3 separate regions of the Homo sapiens genome follow, and regions 2 and 3 are each linked to region 1. A link is a contact called in ENCODE Hi-C or POLR2A ChIA-PET data. All regions are on one chromosome and are shown on one strand. Each heading gives the region's core, a stretch centred on a gene start or an enhancer-like site at or near the end of the contact. The rest is flanking DNA. Distances are from core to core; before and after follow the strand shown. Region 1 has its middle 9.3 kb from the start of MIR6819. Region 2 has its middle 46 kb from the start of TXN2. Region 3 has its middle 37 kb from the start of APOL3.

Region 1 (3,660 bases), core at 815-3,314:
TTACTCCCTAAAGAAAAAGCTAGGGCCGGGCGTGGTGGCTCACACCTGTAATCCCAGCACTTTGGGAGGCTGAGGTGGGTGGATCACCTGAGGTCAGGAGTTCAAGACCAGCCTGGGCAACATGGTGAAACCCCGTCTCTACTAAAAGTACAAAAATTAGCTGGGCACAGTGGCATGTGCCTGTAATCCCAGTTACTCGGGAGGCTGAGGCAGGAGAATCGCTTAAGCCAGGGAGGTGGAGGTTGCAGTGAGCCAAGATCGCGCCACTGCACTCCAGCCTGGGTGACAGAGGGAGACTCCGTCTCAAAAAAAAAAAAAAAAAGAAAAAAGAAAAAGCTAAAATTGGGACTAATTGCTCTTAATTTGGGTAAGTGGAGCCGTCTGTACTAATTGATTGATTGATTGGGAAGGGGTAAGTAGAGCCCTCTGTACTAATTGATTGGTCTTAACCATCTGCTGCACTCACTTATTACTTTATTTTTTTAATTTAAGAGGACAGAATTCAGTTTATAGTAGTTAGTAACTGCTAACCTCAATAGCAAGTTAGGTTCTGGTGTCACCTTCCTTGAAGGTTATGGAGCAATGTGAACATGTGCCAGTGAGAAATAAGCCTGCCTCTGATATGGAAGTGCTGGGAAGGGAAGCATGTAGTCCCTTTAAATGATATGGATCCCACCTCTGGGAGGCCTGTAATCCCAGCACCTGTAATCCCAGCACTTTGGGAGGCCAAGGCGGATAGAGCACAAGGTCAGGAGTTCGAGACCGGCCTGGCCAATATGGTGAAACCCCGTCTCTACTAAAAATACAAAAATTAGCTGGGCATCGTGGTGGGTGCCTGTAGTCCCAGCTACTCGGGAGGCTGAGGCAGGAGAATTGCTTGAACCCGGGAGGCAGAGGTTGCCGTGAGCCATGATTACACCACTGCACCCCAGCCTGGAGACAGAGTGAGACTTTGTCTCAAAGAAAAAAAAAGAAAAGAAGTGGGGGCCTCACACACAGTTTCCTGGATAACAGGAACTATTGTAAGAGATCCCACCAAACCACAACCATGCAGAATGAATCACAGCCCTGCACAAAGGCCACCTCTATGAGGACATCTGCCCAACAACTGTCTGTTTAACCTTGAGCTAAGGTGACCCTTGTTATTAATTCTTGTACCTAGGGATCATTATTTAAAATAACTTACATAATTCTCCCCATTTTGGCTTTAAAAACCTCTGCTTTCAGCCGGGCGTGGTGGCTCACGCCTGTAATCCCAGCACTTTGGGAGGCTAAGGCGGATGGATCACCTGAGGTCAGGAGTTCGAGACCAGCCTGCCCAACATGGAGAAACCCCATCTCTACTAAAAGTACAAAATTAGCCGGGCATGGTGGCACATGCCTGTATTTCCAGCTACTTGGGAGGCTGAGGCAGGAGAATTGCTGGAACCCGGGAGGCGGAAGTTGCAGTGAGCCGAGATCGCGCCACTGCACTCCAGCCTGGCTACAAAGCGAGACTCCGTCTTGGGGCAAAAAAAAAAAAAAAAAAAAAAAAAACACCACCTCTGCTTTCCTTTGTCTCCCTGAGTCGGCCTGTGGTCCCACCATGGGGTGTCCTGGCACATCATGTATTCCCAGATTTACAAATCCTTCTGCTCATTCCAGAATAAACTTGTTATCTTCAGAGACTCCCTTTCTGTTGTTATTTTAGGTTGACGACAGACTCCCTGAACGTAATCTCATAGTGGAGCAACCAGAATGGGGACTGCAGACTCAAATCCAGGTGAGAATCAGGTGTCTCTTAACTTCAGGGACGTGGGACGTGAGCAGAGACCATCCATTTGGAGATTCCGAGGATCTAGTGACTAAGAATAGGGCTCAGTTTCACCATCAACACCGCAGGAAAATTCACCCAGGATGTCTGCAGCTCCAGAGGAGGGGGCTTGGGCCAAAATCTTGGGTCCATATGCAATTTCGGCCACTGAGAAGGCAAACCCAACTCGAAGGGGGAAATGAACCCTGAAATTGCTTTGGAAGATGTGCGGTGACATCGCCAGCACCACCTAGTGGAAGCTGGAAGTGTGGACAGCCCTCCTCACAGCCACCACCCCCACCCCGCCCTGCCCCGCCAATGGAGAGGTGTGCTTGGCCAGGTCATGCCCGATGTCATTGTCTGTGTGCACCATGACAGGGACCCCAGCGCCCTGTTCTGCTCTTTTTCAAGGCACCCTGGAAGGAGGTGGCGAGCTTCAAGCTGGGCATTTGACAATGGGGGCTTCTGAAGGCATCAGTGGCTAGCGGAGACAAACAAGCCTAGGACTGCAAAGTGCAGGGGAAGGGAATTGTGTTTCATGCCCACAGCCCCTGGGGACCCCATAGGAGGCTGAGGGAGCAGCCACTGGTCCCGGCCACTCACAGCCCGGCCACTAGCAGTGTCTCATGGACAATCCTTTTTGTCTTTCCTCATATGGAAAAATTGGGCCCTGAGTAACAGGTGTCAGCTTCAGGAAGGTTCAGAAGTAGGTATAAAAATGACAAACACAATCAAGCTCATATTTTCCTGCTGAAGTCTAGACAAATGTGTGTTTCATTTTGATGCACATATAACATTTAAGAGAACTGGACTCATACACAGAGTTAACAGAGTAGTTTTTGGATTCAGATTTGAAATAGGTAATCGAGTAATTGATATAGATGCAGGATTTCAGCTTGAATGCCTCTCTGCTAGTAGGTACTGAGGGTGCTGCAAATAAGCTTTAGCCCAGGGAGAGGGAGAAGCATCTAGCTCAGTGGATCCCAAACAGGAGAAATGAGGAGTGGAGGGTAGGGAGGGTGCTGTGAGCACCCACAGCAACAGGATCTCTGGAACATGCACCAAGGGACATGCGCCAACCTCTATCCCCTTCCCTCCAGCAGCCAAGAGACAAAGGAGACTCTTGTCTGGAGTCATTGCGGTGCCAAAGCATGACCTTAAAAATGATAGCAACTTAGCTGGGCGTGGTGGCTCACGCCTGTAATCCCAGCTCTTTGGGAGGCCGAGGTGGGAGGATCACCTGAGGACCTGAGGTCAGGAGTTCGAGACCAGCCTGGCCAACATGGTGAAACCCTGTCTCTACTAAAAATACAGAAATTAGCCGGGTGTGGTGGCAGGCACCTGTAGTCCCAGCTACTTGGGAGGCTGAGGCAGGAGAATCATTTCAACCCGGGCGGCAGAGGTTGCAGTGAGCTGAGAGCGCACCACTGCACTCCAGCCTGGGTGACAGAGCGAGACTCTGTCTCTAAATAAATAAATAAATAAAATAATAGCACTTAGCTGCTGTGGAAAACTATATGACGGTTCTTTGAAAACTTAAACATAGAATTACCATAGGATCCCTCAATTCCACTTCTGGGAATATACCCAACAGCATGAAAACAGGGACCTGACCAGATATTTGTACAGTCATGCTCATAGCAGCATCGTTCACCATAGCCAAATGGTGGAGGCAACCCAGGTGTCCATTGACAGATGAACGGATAAGCAAAATGGTACGTGTACCCACAGGGAATATTATTCCGCCTTAAAAGAGGAAGGAAATTCTGACCCATGCTGTAACAAGGATGAACCTTAAGGACATTCTGCTAAGTGAAATAAGCCCGTCACAAAAGGACACATGCTGTATGATTCCGTTCATGTGAGGT
Region 2 (3,660 bases), core at 666-3,165, 160 kb after region 1:
TCTCCAGATTCCTAACTCCGTCACATCTGCAAAGTCCCTTTTGCCATGTAGGTTAACACATTTGCAGGTTTGCGGGATCAGGACATGGACATCTTTGGGTCATTATCTGGCTCACCGCAGCCCCAGAGGGCCTACTGCCCTTCCATTTGTTCATTCACTCATTTCTTTCTTCCTTCCTTCCTTCCTTCCTTCCTTCCTTCCTTCCTTCCTTCCTTTCTTTCTTTCTTTCTTTCTTTCTTTCTTCTTTCTTTCTTTTTCTCTTTTCTTTCTTTCGTTCTTTCTTTTTTCTTTCTTTCTTTCTTTCTTTCTTTCTTCTTTCTTTCTTTTTCTCTTTCTTTCTTTCTTTCATTCTTTTCTTTCCTTTCTTTCTTTTGAAATGGAGTCTCGCTCTATTGCCCAGGCTGGAGTGCAGTGGCGCGATCTCGGCTCACTGCAACCTCCGCCTACCGGGTTCAAGCGATTCTCCTGCCTCAGCCTCCCGAGCAGCTGGCGTTACAAACGTGAGCCACCACGCCTGGCTAGTTTTTGTATTTTTAGCAGAGACGGGATTTCACCATGTTGGCCAGGCTGGTTTCAAACTCCTGGCCTCAAGCGATCTGCCCTCCTCGACCTCCCAAAGTGCTGGGATTACGGGCGTGAGCCACCGCGCCCGGCCTCATTCACTCATTTCTTTTCCCAGGGTCCACCTACCCAGGCTAGGCCTGCTGTGCTGAGGACACCGAGGGAGGCAGACCGTGGCCCTGCCCACCATAATTAAGTGTTGGAGGCCACTGTCTAGGGGTAGAAGCAGCCACAGAAACATAGAGATACAGAGAAACAGGTGACTCAGTGAGGTCAGGGCACAGGACCTTTATGACATGTGGGGAGGGTGAGGTCTGAGAATGGAGGAGGGAAAGACCGGCTGTGTGGAGGGAAGGGGGTGCCTGTGGGGCCTCGCCCCTGGAGCCCTGGGACCCTCCTGCGCTAGGGGTGCAGAGTCCACAGCGAGGGACAGTGCACAGTTAGGCAGGCTCTATGCAGTCAGTTTTACTCCAACCCTTTGTTGGCAAGAGGGGAGGGAATCGGTTATATTAAAACAAACACAGACAGAGCAGGGAGTGCGAAGGCCACGTTCATAAGGTTCCTTCAGTAAACAACAAAGACCTGGAGAACTGTCGAGTGAGCCTCTAGTTCAGTTCCTTGACCCGCCTTTTCCCTCCCCACTTTCTCCTGTATCCCACCAGCTCCTCTTGCAATGAGGCACTGCTGTGGGTTTGAGAAGCGCTGAACGGCCCAGAGCTCAGCCTGGACTAGAAAGACTCAGGTGCGCCAGGCGTAGTGGCTCACGCCTGTAATCCCAGCACTTTAGGAGGCCGAGGCAGGCGGATCACCTAAGGTTGGGAGTTCAACACCAGGCTGACCAACATGGAGAAACCCTGTTTCTACTAAAAATACAAAATTAGCCGGGCGTGGTGGCACATGCCTGTAATCCCAGCTACTCAGGAGGCTGAGGCAGGAGAACTGCTTGAACGTGGGAGGGGGAGGTTGCAGTGAGCCGGGATCGCGCCATTGCACTCCAGCCTGGGCAACAAGAGCACAATTCCATCTCAGAAAAAAAAAGAAAAAAGAAAAAAAGGAAGGCTCAGGTGCTCCTTCATTCAACCACAGTCACAGAGATGCCCAGCCAGGTTCTTCCTGCCAACATGCACGTCTGAGGCAGGGACCTGGCCGAGGGCTGGCTGGTCAATAAAAGGCCCCTCCCTTCACGGCCTTCCCTGTCCCCACCTCCTAACCTCTGGTTTTCACCAGCTTCCTCTAGCTTCTTTTCAACACAGCTTTCACTGCTGGCGGCCTCTGTGTCTTTGATATCCCGCTAGGTGCCGGGCTCTCTGCTCAGCAGTGCGGATGCAAGAGGAAACCAGGGTGGCCCATCAAAGCAGCCCCTGGGTTTGAATCCTGGCCCCACCACTTAAAGCGGAGTGCGGGAAGTTTCCTTTCCTCGTCTGTCAAATTAGGGTATTTCCCCACCCTCACACCTGGCTTAAGGCACTCATCTTCAGCTCAGGAGGAATCCTGCTCACAGTTACAAAGGCTCAGTTACTCAACCTCCTGCTGCAATAGATCACACCCTCCACTTCAAGAACAGTCCCCAGAAAAGCAGCCACTGTGACTGCCGGGTTCACCACAGCGTCGCCAGTGTCTCTCACCGGGTCTGGCACGCGGCAGGGGCACAATAAATACCCCCCCTTCATTCCTTCAGCTTATGCATATTAATCATCAGACAAGTGCTAAGACTTAGGCATATCTTTTCTCATTTTCCAGCTGAGCAAAGTGAGACTCAGAGAGGTCAAGTGGCTTGCCCATAGTCACACAGCAAGTAAGTGACTAAGCTGATATTTAGAACTAGTTCTTCCACCAGACTTTTTCCACTTGACCCAAAGTGTCAAAGTGTAGAAATATGGAGGCAAGGAAAGGGTTGGTCTTTTGGGAAGATGACCAGAACAGCAGATGAGAAATGGGCTGGGGCAGGTTCCCTATGGGCATTGAAGGTCAAGTGGGGGATAGGAGGGCTTAGGCTGTCATCCTGTAGGCCACAGGACTGGAGGTTTGTTCCTGCTTTGGGCCCTTGTAAAACTAAAGTGGAGGCCGGGCATGGTGGCTCACGCCTGTAATCCCAGCACTCTGGGAGGCCGAGGTGGGCAGATCACCTGAGGTTGGGAGTTTGAGACCAGCCTGACCAACAAGGAGAAACCCCATCTCTACAGATACAAAATTAGCAGGGCGTGGTGGCACATGCCTGTAATCCCAGCTACTTGGGAGGCTGAGGCAGGAGAATTGCTTGAACCTGGGAGGCAGAGGTTGCGGTGAACCAAGATCATGTCATTGCACTCCAGCCTGGGCAACAAGAGCGAAACTCCGTCTCAAACAAACAAAAAATAAAGTGTCACAGGCAGACGGCTTATCACACTACTCAGTTTTCTTACCTGAAAACATGGCACAGATGTACTGATAAGGGTTAATAATCCCAGTGGAAAGAGTTTGAGCCTTGGCGTCAAATATATCTGGGTTAAAATTCCAGCACTACCACTTCCTGGTTGGGGGACCTCAGCAAACAATAAAATGATTTACCCGTCTGCCTCTCAGTGTCCAGCTCAGGAGAATAGGTCTGATCTTTTTTTTTTTTTTTTTTTTTTGAGACAGAGTCTCGCTCTGTTGCCCAGGCTGGAGTACAGTGGCGCAATCTCGGCTCACTGCAACCTCCATCTCCCGAGTTCAAGTGATTCTCCTGCCTCAGCTTCATGAGTAGCTGGTACTACAGGCATGCGCCACCACGCCCAGCTAATTTTTGTATTTATTTATTTATTTTTTTAGTAGAGACGAGGTTTCAGCATGTTGGCCAGGCTGTTCTCGTACTCCTGACCTCAAGTGATCCACCCGCCTCAGCTTCCCAAAGTGCTGGGATTACAGGCGTGAGCCACTGTGCCCTGCCTGATCTTTTTATTTATTTATTTTTTTCCCAAGACGGAGTCTTGCTCTGTCACCCAGGCTGGAGTACAGTGGCTTGATCTTGGCTCACTGCAACCTCCACCTCCCGAGTTCAAGCGATTCTCCTGGCCCATCCTCCTGAGTAGCTGGGATTACAGGCACGTGCCTCCACGCCCAGCTAATGTTTGTATTTTT
Region 3 (3,660 bases), core at 597-3,096, 150 kb before region 1:
TTTTAGTAAAGACAGGGTTTCACCATGTTGGCCAGGCTGGTCTTGAACTCCTGACCTCAGGTGATCCGCCTGCCTCAGCCTCCCAAAGTGCTGAGATTACAGTTGTGAGCCACCACGCCTGGTCAATAAGTGATACTCATTGTTAATAACAATTCTAGTTCATCTAAGGATTTAAAGCTGTGTACCTTTCATAGTGTTCTACAAACAGCTTCCTGATTTCCAGCAGCTTTGCTTATATCAGCCAGGATAGTCTAGGTTATGCTGCAGTAAAAAACAAGCCCCTAGGCTGGGCACGGTGGCTCACGCCTGTAATCCCAGCACTTTGGGAGGCCGAGGCGGGCGGATCACCTGAGGTCAGGAGTTTGAGACCAGCCTGACCAACGTGGTGAACCCCTGTCTCTATTAAAAATTCAAAATTAGCCGGGCATGGTGGTGCATGCCTGTAGTCCTAGCTAGTTGGGAGGCTGAGGCAGGAGAATCGCTTGAACCTGGGAGGTGGAGCTTGCAGTGAGCCAAGATCGCGCCATTGCACTCCAGCCTGGGCTACTAGAGCGAAACTCTGTCTCAAAAAACAAAACAAAACTAAACAAAACAAAAAAACAAACCAAACAAACAAACAAAAACCACCAAAAAGCAAGCCCCCGATCTCAGTGGTTCACAACAGCAAAGGCTACTTCTTGCTCACGCTACATGTCCATCATGGGGCAGGTGCCTCTCTGCTCCGGTTGTCTTCCCTCCTGGACTCAGTATCATGGAGCAACCACTTTCTGGAAGATTGCTGGTTGCCACAGTAGAGGAAAAGGGTCTTATATCAGCATTCATTGCTGTGGCTTAGAAATGACACATATTATTTCCATTCAAAACTCTTTTGTCCAGAACTGGTTACATATTCCCACCCAACCATAAGGAGACCAGGAAGAATAATCCCACTGTGCATCTGGAAAGGGGAAAAGCCAGACAAATGTGGCCAACAGCCCCAGTGACTACCACCACAGTGCTTTTGAAAACCACTGCCCAGAGCCAGAAGGATGGAGGATCAGCATGGCGGTAGGAGGAAGGGAGAAGCCAGAGGGGAATGAGGAGGAGCCGGGGTGCCTGGTATGGAGGGCCATCCATCCTTGGTCAATGTGCAGGGCTGGGGCCAGAGGAAGGCTGGGCGCCTTTCTCATCTGGACCCAGACCCAGACAGACCCCGGGGCCATTCCGTTCTGCAGGCAAACAAGCCAGTCCCGCTAGAATGTGGCAGTCACAGGCTTTCAACATGGAAGGTGGAGCTGCCTGGACGCTGTGTTTTTTTTCTGTTTGTTTTTTTGAGACGGAGTCTTGCTCTGTCACCCAGGCTGGAGTGCAGTGGCATGATCTGGGCTGATTGCGCCTCGGCAAAATCTCGGCTGACTTGCCTCCCGGGTTCAAGCGATTCTCCTGCTTCAGCCTCCCGAGTAGTTGAGATTACAGGCGCGCACCACCACGCCCGGCTAATTTCTGTATTTTTAGTACAGACGGGGTTTCATCATGTTGGCCACGCTGGTCCTGACCTCAAGCGATCCGCCCGCCCAGGCCTCCCAAAGTGCTGGGATTACAGGAATAAGCCACCGCGCCCGGCCAGACGCTGTGTTTTCCTGGCACTCCACTTCATGAGCAAAACTGTCACAGAGTAGTATTTCCCTGGCTCCACCCCTCCGGCGCTGCTGGATTCCTGAACCTATTCACTTCTTCTGAAGTGCTCTCAACTTGGCCTCCCTGGCTCCTTCCTGGTGCAGACATTTACTCTTCCTGCTCCGGCTTTGTGCCTCTGTAAAACTGCTGACGTCACCAGCAGCGGCTCCGACCGCCTGTCCTCCAAGGTCCCGGGCTGCGGCTGCGCAGCGCCGACAGCACGATGCGTGTGCCGACAGCGCCACCTCCTGGCTCTGCCGAGGCTGTTGGCAACACGCAGGGCTCGCAGTGCGCCCGCTTTTCTACTGCAGCCCTCAAAATTCAGCACGAGGCTTGGCTAGGGGAGCTTGAGTGGCTGACACTGTGGTCTGGTTAGTTTCCATTCTGACCCATGCTAGCCGTCTTTCAGATTCTAGAACTCAGTTCTTCTCCGGACCTCCCTCCCAGCCACAAGTCTTTGAATATGCGGCCTGCAGCTGGGCTCCCCTCATCCCCGCTCTTCTCCCCAACCTTCTTCATCATCCCTTGGCCGATCTTGAAGACTTAGCGGAGGCAGGGCGCAATGGCTTACGCCTGTAATCCCAGCACTTAGGGAGGCCGAGGCGGGAGCATCACTTGAGGTCAGGAGTTTGAGACCAGTCTGGCCAACATGGTGGAACTTTGTCTCTACTAAAAATACAAAAATTAGCTGGGCGTGGTGGCGGGCACCTGTACTCCCAGCTACTGGGGAGGTTGAGGTAGGAGAATCGCTTGTACCCGGGAGGCAGAGGTTGCTGTGAGCCAGGATTGAGCCACTGCACTCCAGCCTGGGCAACAGAGCGAGATCCTGTCTCAAAGGAAAAAAAAAGTCTTAGCTGAAACGTCACTTCCTCGACTCCTCAAATTTAGTCAAGCCCCCGTGCTATGAGATCTCTCCCCTTCTTGCTGGACGGGTTGGCAATGCTGGAGGATCTTGAAAGAGGAACACTCATGGGTCAAGAGCATTTCCTAACAGCGAACAGAGGTTTCAGAATCCTCATGAGCATCGGTGTCTCCTTGCTGGGACGCTGCTCACACACTTTGTGATCCTCAGAGGTGAGATGCAGGCCTATTAAACACGCTGGCCTTGGTGAGAAAGCCTCTGTGGGTTTCCTGTTTATCCCAATAAGCTGATTCAGGAAAGGAGACATCTCCTTCCTTCTCTGTTTGCCATGGAGGACTCACACCTTTCTTGTCCCCAGGACAGTGGACATCTGTTTGCCAATGCAGACCTCGTGCTCACTGGAGGCTGGAGAAGGCACGCTCAAGAAACGTTCAAGGCATGACAGCTACCCAGAAGGCCTCTAGTGCCCCAAGAGCTGCTCATCAGCCCCATTTTCTTCCTAATATTATTTAAAAATTTAAAGAAATTCAGTGAAAGTGTAAGCATACAGGCATAGGTAGTAGGTAAACTAGAATTCACTCTTGCTGGGGGAATACCACCCAGGGTTTGAAAAGATACAGAAGGCAAAAGAAACTGCATTTAGTATAATAAAATACAATTAGGCAGAGCACGGTGGCTCATGCCTGTAATTCCAGCACTTTGGGAGGCCGAGGAAGGCGGATTACCTGAGCTCTGGAGTTTGAGACCAGCCTGGGCAACATGGTGAAACCCCGTCTCTACAAACATACAACAATTAGTGAGTCTTGGTGGTACATGCCAGTCATCCCAGTTATTTGCTGGGCTGGGCTGGGATGGGAGGACTGTTTGGGCTCAGGAGGTCAAGGCTGCAATGAGCTGTGTTCACGCCACTGCACTCCAGCCTGGGTGACAAAGCAAGACCATGTCTAGAAAAAATAAAAAAATTAGCAGCCTATAATTCCAAAGCAGAAAACCAGCTGGCTGGCTATGCACTAAATCTGACCAGCCATTGTGTGTAAGGCGTGTGTGTGCAAATGTGTGTTTGCATGTATATCGTTTAAATAGTTACTTTATTTACCAACATTTACATTTAAGGAAATTTCACATCAAATAATCTATAATTC

Evidence for each region. Hi-C counts contacts between places; a loop is a spot of excess contacts on that map. ChIA-PET counts read pairs that join two places held with the same protein, here RNA polymerase II (POLR2A). Pooled maps may share reads with other maps.
Region 2: a loop to region 1 is called in a pooled map, with 2.1 times the contacts of the local background. The contact joins two enhancer-like sites. A Hi-C loop is called at or near these places in 1 of 50 pooled maps. POLR2A ChIA-PET finds 5 or more read pairs at or near these places in 4 of 52 experiments (Caco-2, activated CD4-positive, alpha-beta T cell, activated naive CD4-positive, alpha-beta T cell and 1 more).
Region 3: a loop to region 1 is called in a pooled map, with 2.5 times the contacts of the local background. The contact joins two enhancer-like sites. A Hi-C loop is called at or near these places in 1 of 50 pooled maps. POLR2A ChIA-PET finds 5 or more read pairs at or near these places in 2 of 52 experiments (MCF 10A and WTC11).

The regions. Positions count from the first base shown.
Region 1 is chr22:36,275,792-36,279,451 of GRCh38, forward strand. No RefSeq gene overlaps it. Among named protein-coding and RNA genes, the nearest start is that of MIR6819, 9.3 kb to the right of the region's middle. Within about 2 kb of position 2,065, at least 6 of the 41 ENCODE cell types and tissues checked have a DNase peak (open chromatin) inside an H3K27ac peak, as active enhancers do.
Region 2 is chr22:36,433,881-36,437,540 of GRCh38, forward strand. No RefSeq gene overlaps it. Among named protein-coding and RNA genes, the nearest start is that of TXN2, 46 kb to the right of the region's middle. RefSeq lists enhancers at 1,765-1,894, 1,916-2,551. Within about 2 kb of position 1,916, at least 16 of the 41 ENCODE cell types and tissues checked have a DNase peak (open chromatin) inside an H3K27ac peak, as active enhancers do.
Region 3 is chr22:36,122,270-36,125,929 of GRCh38, forward strand. No RefSeq gene overlaps it. Among named protein-coding and RNA genes, the nearest start is that of APOL3, 37 kb to the right of the region's middle. RefSeq lists an enhancer at 1,732-2,026 and a silencer at 1,967-2,036. Within about 2 kb of position 1,847, at least 31 of the 41 ENCODE cell types and tissues checked have a DNase peak (open chromatin) inside an H3K27ac peak, as active enhancers do.